2 separate regions of the Homo sapiens genome follow, and region 1 is linked to region 2. Evidence: chromatin loops called from intact Hi-C (ENCODE). Cell type or tissue: heart right ventricle. All regions are shown on one strand. Each heading gives the region's core, and the rest is flanking DNA. Links, peaks and the distances in the headings are about the cores only.

Region 1 (2,924 bases), core at 253-2,752, 170 kb after region 2:
TAGCTGGCATTACAGGTGTGTACCACCACGCCCAGCTAATTTTTGTACTTTTAGTAGAGACAGGGTTTCACCATGTTGGCCAGGCTGGTCTCGAACTCCTGACCTCAGGTGATCTGCCTGCCTCCGCCTCCCAAAGTGCTGGGATTACTGGCATGAGCCACTGCATCTGGCCCCTTTTTCTTTTTCTTTTTCTTTTTCTTTTTCTTTTTTTTTTTTTTTTTGAGACGGGGTTTTGGTCTGTCACACAGGCTGGAGTGCAGTGGCACAGTCTTAGATCACTGCAGCCTCTAACTCCCAGGTTCAAGCAATCCTCCCACTTCAACCTCCTGAGTAGCTGCGACTACAGTCATTCTTTTTAAAAACCGTAGAACACTGATGGACACCTCGGGCAGCTCCAGTCTTTCGCTTCTGCAGGCAGTGATTTGGTGATGGTCCTTGCATGCACCTTTGGGCACAGGAAAATCACTGAGTCCTTTTGAATCTGGTGAAGTGGCCCGAGAGTTTACCCCTCCCCAACCTCATCTTCACCCCTTCAGCCCACCCCACCCTTGCTGGTGTTTGTGTCTTGGCCTTTTAAGGACTTTTTCAAAATTGACTTTGGCTTCTTGGCCTGAACTCTGAAGTGTCTGAGATGAAAAGATAGCAGGCTTGGCTGAGGGGGCTGGGGGCAAACAGTGAACCTGAGGCCCTCAGCCCCAGCGCAGGAGGGGCCACAGTCCCAAGTCTCTCCCGTCTCCAGCTGTGGGAGCAGGTGATGTGGCTGGAGGAGGAAGCTGAATTGTGTTGGGCTCCAGATGAGTTTGGGAACCAGAAGGAAGCGGGAAGCTGGCCCCACACAGACCCACTTCTCTTGGCCTTCGAGAACAGCACCAAGAGGCACAACATGGGTTCAGTATTTACTGGGGCCTCTCCTAAACCAAACAGGACACCACGGGCAAGTTGGAGCAAAGTCCTGGCAAACCTGAAGACACATCCCGTGGAGCCCCAAGGAGCCGAGGGTCACAGGAGGGGCCCTGCCTTCAAGGCCGTGGCAGACAGCACTGGCACCATCTCCACACAAAGTCACCGAGTGATGTTCAGTCGTCTGAGGCCGGGGATTGTAACTGCCCTGCTCTGATCTAGGCCACAGAAGTGAACAAATCAGTTCGGATTCCCACCCTCTAGAAATTTCTTCAGTTTAGGTGGGAAGAGAGAGGATAAACAGGCAAAAACTGGCCAGGGTGCAGGGGGCTACAGTGGAGAGTGGCCCGGCTGTGGGGGCAGAACAGGGGTACTGCCCAGCCTGGAGGGGGAAAGCCTCCCCAGTCATGCCTCGTCCCAGCTTAAAATGCTTTGGGGCCTCCCAGGGTTTCTCAGGGCTCCTGGGACCATGGCCTCTGCATGATCTTCCCTGACCACCTCTACCAGCAGGGTCAGTGGTGCCAGCTTGGCAACATTTGGTGCCCATGTCTACCTGGGGTCCCTGCATGGCTGCTCCCTCTGCTGGCAGTGCCCTCACCTCCCACCTCCCACTCGTCCTTCAGCTCTCAGCTGAGATGTCACCTTCTCCTCCAGGAAGCCTTCCTTGATGTCCCTGGATAGTCTTGGGGCTATCACATGCTCCTGTACATTCCTCATCCCTGCTTCAGTCACTCTGGATTGGGGTTACTTGTTTGTGGGTGGCCCAAGGTAGCCCAGCATGGCCAGAACCCAGCCCTGTGGCTGACCCTGCTGGATTCAAATGCTAGCTCCGCCTCTTAGCTGTGCAATCTTGGGCCTCAGTTTTCTCATCTGGAAAAAGGGCATAGTGATGGCACCTACCTCACAGGGTGGTTGTGAGGAAGAAGCAATTTAATACACGTACTTAGAATGACATCTGGCACCGAGTTTGCACTCAGTAAATGTTGGCTCTGCCATTATGCCTGTTTTCTCTCCCACAGAACATAGCAGGTGCTCACTTCACATTTGCATGCTAAATTAGTGCAGCCATTCAAATATGCTTGTGAAAATGAGCAATGAGGGGAAAGGCTTAGGTAATTCAGATGCTACTCGACTTGGGATGGGGCTGTGGCCTGATAAACCCACTGTAAGTTGAAAATATCATTTGGTCAAAATTGCATTTAGCACAGCCAACCTACTGAACATCATCATAGCTTAGCCTAGCCTCCCTTAAAGGTGCTTGAAACCTTTACACTTGCCTACATTGGGTAAAATCATCTAACACAAAGCCTATTTTATAATAAAGTGTTGAATATTTCATGTAAAATTATCGTACTCTGTATTGCTAGCCTGATAAAAGATTAAAATTCAAAATTCAAAGTATGATTTCTACCAAATGCCTATCTCTTTCATATCATCATAAACTCAAAAAATCCTAAAATGAACCATTGTAAGTCAAGGATCACCTGTAATGGAAATATTTTTTAAAACACAACAGTAAAGAGTGGAACAGTAATGATTTACAACTATGCAACACACACACACACACATACACACACAGTCCAATACCCTGGCTTGGGGGAAAGAAAGAAACAGACTGTTTAGTGTGGTTTTGTTAGAAGGATGGGACAAAAATTTTTTTTCTTTCTTGTTTGATGTGTGTTTTTTTCTAATCTTCTTTAATAAGCACAGTTTCAATTTAAATGGGAAAAAATAACAACGAATCTAGAGAAGGAACCTGCAAGCCCTCTCTGTTCCATAGAGTTTTCCCACAAACTGGGGCAGTGGGTGGGGTAGGTGGGGTGTGGCAGGGTGGTCAGAGAAAGAGCTGCCCTTTAGAAGTTAAGCAAGAGCTGGAAAACCAATGTGTGCCAGGTGGGGATAGGGTGTGAGCTTGACCAGGGGAAGTTGTGGCGACTAATAACAAAGCAACCCATTTCCTAACTCTGGGCATGGCAAGACATGCTGGATGCCCCCACTCCCCAGACCCCAAGATGGAGCTAGCA
Region 2 (2,924 bases), core at 281-2,780:
TATGCTTTTTCATAAGTTCAGTTCTAGGAAGGTACTCATGGGTCTGCCTGGTACTTTTGTCATAAATTATGTAAAACTGAGTTACCTGAATGGTGCAGAAATGCTAATTTAATCAGAATGAGAATGAATACAGCCTTGTTGGTAGACTACTGGTATCCCAGAGGCTGATCATTTATTTCGGCTGTGTAGACATTGCTTCATAATGCCAGTGAGCCCTTGCAACCAAGTTGCCTTTGTTTCCCATCGATGTGGTCATGTTCTGGTCTCTGTTTTTCGTAAGCTGTCCCAGATGAGGGGTGATTATTTCTTGCATAAATGAGATTCCTTCTTTTTTCTCTGCCATGAGATCCTCCTATTCTCTCTACTGAAAGCAACATGTTGAAGGCAGAAATAGAGACAATATATAAATATATCCCTTGCCATGTGGCCAGGATAAACAGCTTATGACATCTCTTATCAAGAAGTTTGATTAATTTCAGGGAAGCAGGGGTGTTTTTCTATGATATGCTCTTTCTCTTAAAAGCACCTCTGATTAAGGCTAATAAAGATAATCTCTCTTACGATAAACAATAAGCCAACACATTAGTAACGTAATTACATGAATAATGTCCCACCACAGTCACACATTTTCTCACACTCAAGAGAAAAGGATTACACAGCAGGTGTGCACGGAAGTGGGAACCTGAGGGTCATCTGAGAATTTTGCCTACCCACCTGAATAGATTTCTAAAATCGCCTTTCAGTTGCTTTTGTTGTCTTTCTAAGTAAACAAAGATATCATCTGCAAATAATAATTAATTGAACTGCTTTTCAATTTTATTCATTAAAATAATTATTAACATTTTCTGGTTTACATGAAATAGTTCTCATTTATATTATACATTCACATACATATATATAAAACAATACAAATGTATCCATTTTAAATTTTTGTTAAATTTTTAAGAACGAATGTTAAAGGTAACTTCTTTTCTGTTTGAAATGGTTTTTATTATTGTATTCAAGAGTATTATCTCCGGAGTCAAAGTTGCTTGTGTTTTAATACTGGCTCTGCTATTGTAAGCAGGTTATTTCTCTCTCTAGCTCTGTTTTTTTTCTTTGTAAATTAAGAATAATAATACCTTTGTTATTAAGTTACTGTGTCTATTAGTCCATTCTCACATTTTTGTAGGGATGTACCCAAGGCTAGGTAAATTACAAAGGAAAGAGGTTAATTTGACTCACAATTCAGCATGGCTGGAAAGGCCTCAGGAGATTTACAATCATAATGAAAGGGGAAACAAATATGTCCTTTTTCATATGGTGACAAGAAGAGAAAATGTGCTGAGCAAAAGGGAGAAAAGCCCCTTAGAAAACCATCAGATCTTATGTGAACTCACTATCATGAGAACAGAATGAGGGTAACTGACCACATGATTCAATTACCTGCCACCAGGTGTCTCCCATGACACACAGAGATTATGGGAACTACAATTCACAATGAGATTTGGGTGTGGACACAGCCAGACCATATCACTGTGAAAACAAAATTTATTAACACATGTATAGTGTTATGGTTATTGCTCAGTACAAATTAGCTATTATTAACTAGATATTTATATGCTGCATTATGTTAATACATTCTTTCACACAAATATTTTTCCATTACATGAGTTTTCCAACCAATAGATGAATATATATTTAAATTACAATTTTATTCTAAATGTGGTGTATACATTTAGAATAATAGCATACACAATGGATCCCATGTAGCCTTAAAAAGGGGGGAAATATTGTCAATTGAAAAAATATGGATACATTTAGAGGATACTTTGCTAAGTACAATAAGCCAGGCACACAAACAAAAGTACTGCATGATTTCATTTATATGTAGAATCTAATAAAGTTTTAATAACAAAGCAGAATGTGGAATAATTGTTTACCAGAGGCAGATGTTGATAAAAGAATGCAGTTTTACAGACAAAATAAAGAGGTTTTGAGATCTATTGCACAGTAGGGTGATTATAGTCAATGATAATGTATGTATGTTTCAAAATAACTAACAGTAAGTTTTAATGTCTCACCACAAAAAATGATTGGTAAGTGAGGTGATAGATGTGTTAGTTAACTTGTCTTATTTCATATTTTATACACATATCAAAACATTACACTGTACCCCATAAATATGCAATTTTGATTTGTCAACCAAATATTATAGTAATACATTTTTTTTTTGTAAAACTTAACTTTAAAAATTGGGCCAGAGAAATAAATGATTCTTCATATCTTATAATTTCAGGAAAGATATGCATTTATTTTTAATTACACACAGCTTGGTTACTTAGTGATGTTGGTAAGTAAACTTTTGATATCATGAATAGTGTGAACCTATCACTCAATAATAAAATATGTTAATTATCATTGTTCAGAATAATATAATTCTTTCTTTTCTTTTCTTTCTTTTTTTTTTTTTTTTTGAGACGGAGTTTCGCTCTTGTGGCCCCGGTTAGAGTGCAATGGTGCCATCTCGGCTCACCGCAACTTCCACCTCCTGGGTTCAAGCGATTCTCCTGCCTCAGCCTCCCGAGTAGCTGGTAGCATGCGCCACCATACCCAGCTAATTTTGTATTTTTAGTAGAGATGGGGTTTCTCCTTGTTGGTCAGTCTGGTCTCAAACTCCCGACCTCAGGTAATCTGCCTGCCTCGGCCTCCCAAAGTGCTGGGATTACAGGCATGAGCCACTGCACCCGGCTTTATTTGAAAATAGAATACTTTACAAGATAGACTCTAAAGCAACTGTTTAAAGTAAAATTCTCTCAAGATAAATTATTTTCTTCAATTATAGAGAAAAGTTATTTAAATATACATTTTAAACTACCTTTAAATTTACCAAGTAAACCTAAAAATTAGTTGGCAAAAAATAATTTATTAAGCAAGTAGATCAG

What was found. Peaks named below come from ENCODE experiments on the same cell type or tissue, not always from the same donor. Only the 100,000 strongest peaks of a DNase experiment are listed, where the experiment ranks them.
Region 1: it touches region 2 in a loop (7-fold over the local background); 24 of 110 quality-filtered maps call a loop at or near these places.

The regions. Positions count from the first base shown.
Region 1 is chr7:57,311,095-57,314,018 of GRCh38, reverse strand. No RefSeq gene overlaps it. Among named protein-coding and RNA genes, the nearest start is that of MIR3147HG, 92 kb to the left of the region's middle. In heart right ventricle, for the core only: no CTCF peak of the experiment used is centred there; no DNase peak of the experiment used is centred there.
Region 2 is chr7:57,479,023-57,481,946 of GRCh38, reverse strand. No RefSeq gene overlaps it. Among named protein-coding and RNA genes, the nearest start is that of ZNF716, 30 kb to the right of the region's middle. In heart right ventricle, for the core only: a CTCF peak has its summit at 1,456 (motif pointing right); no DNase peak of the experiment used is centred there.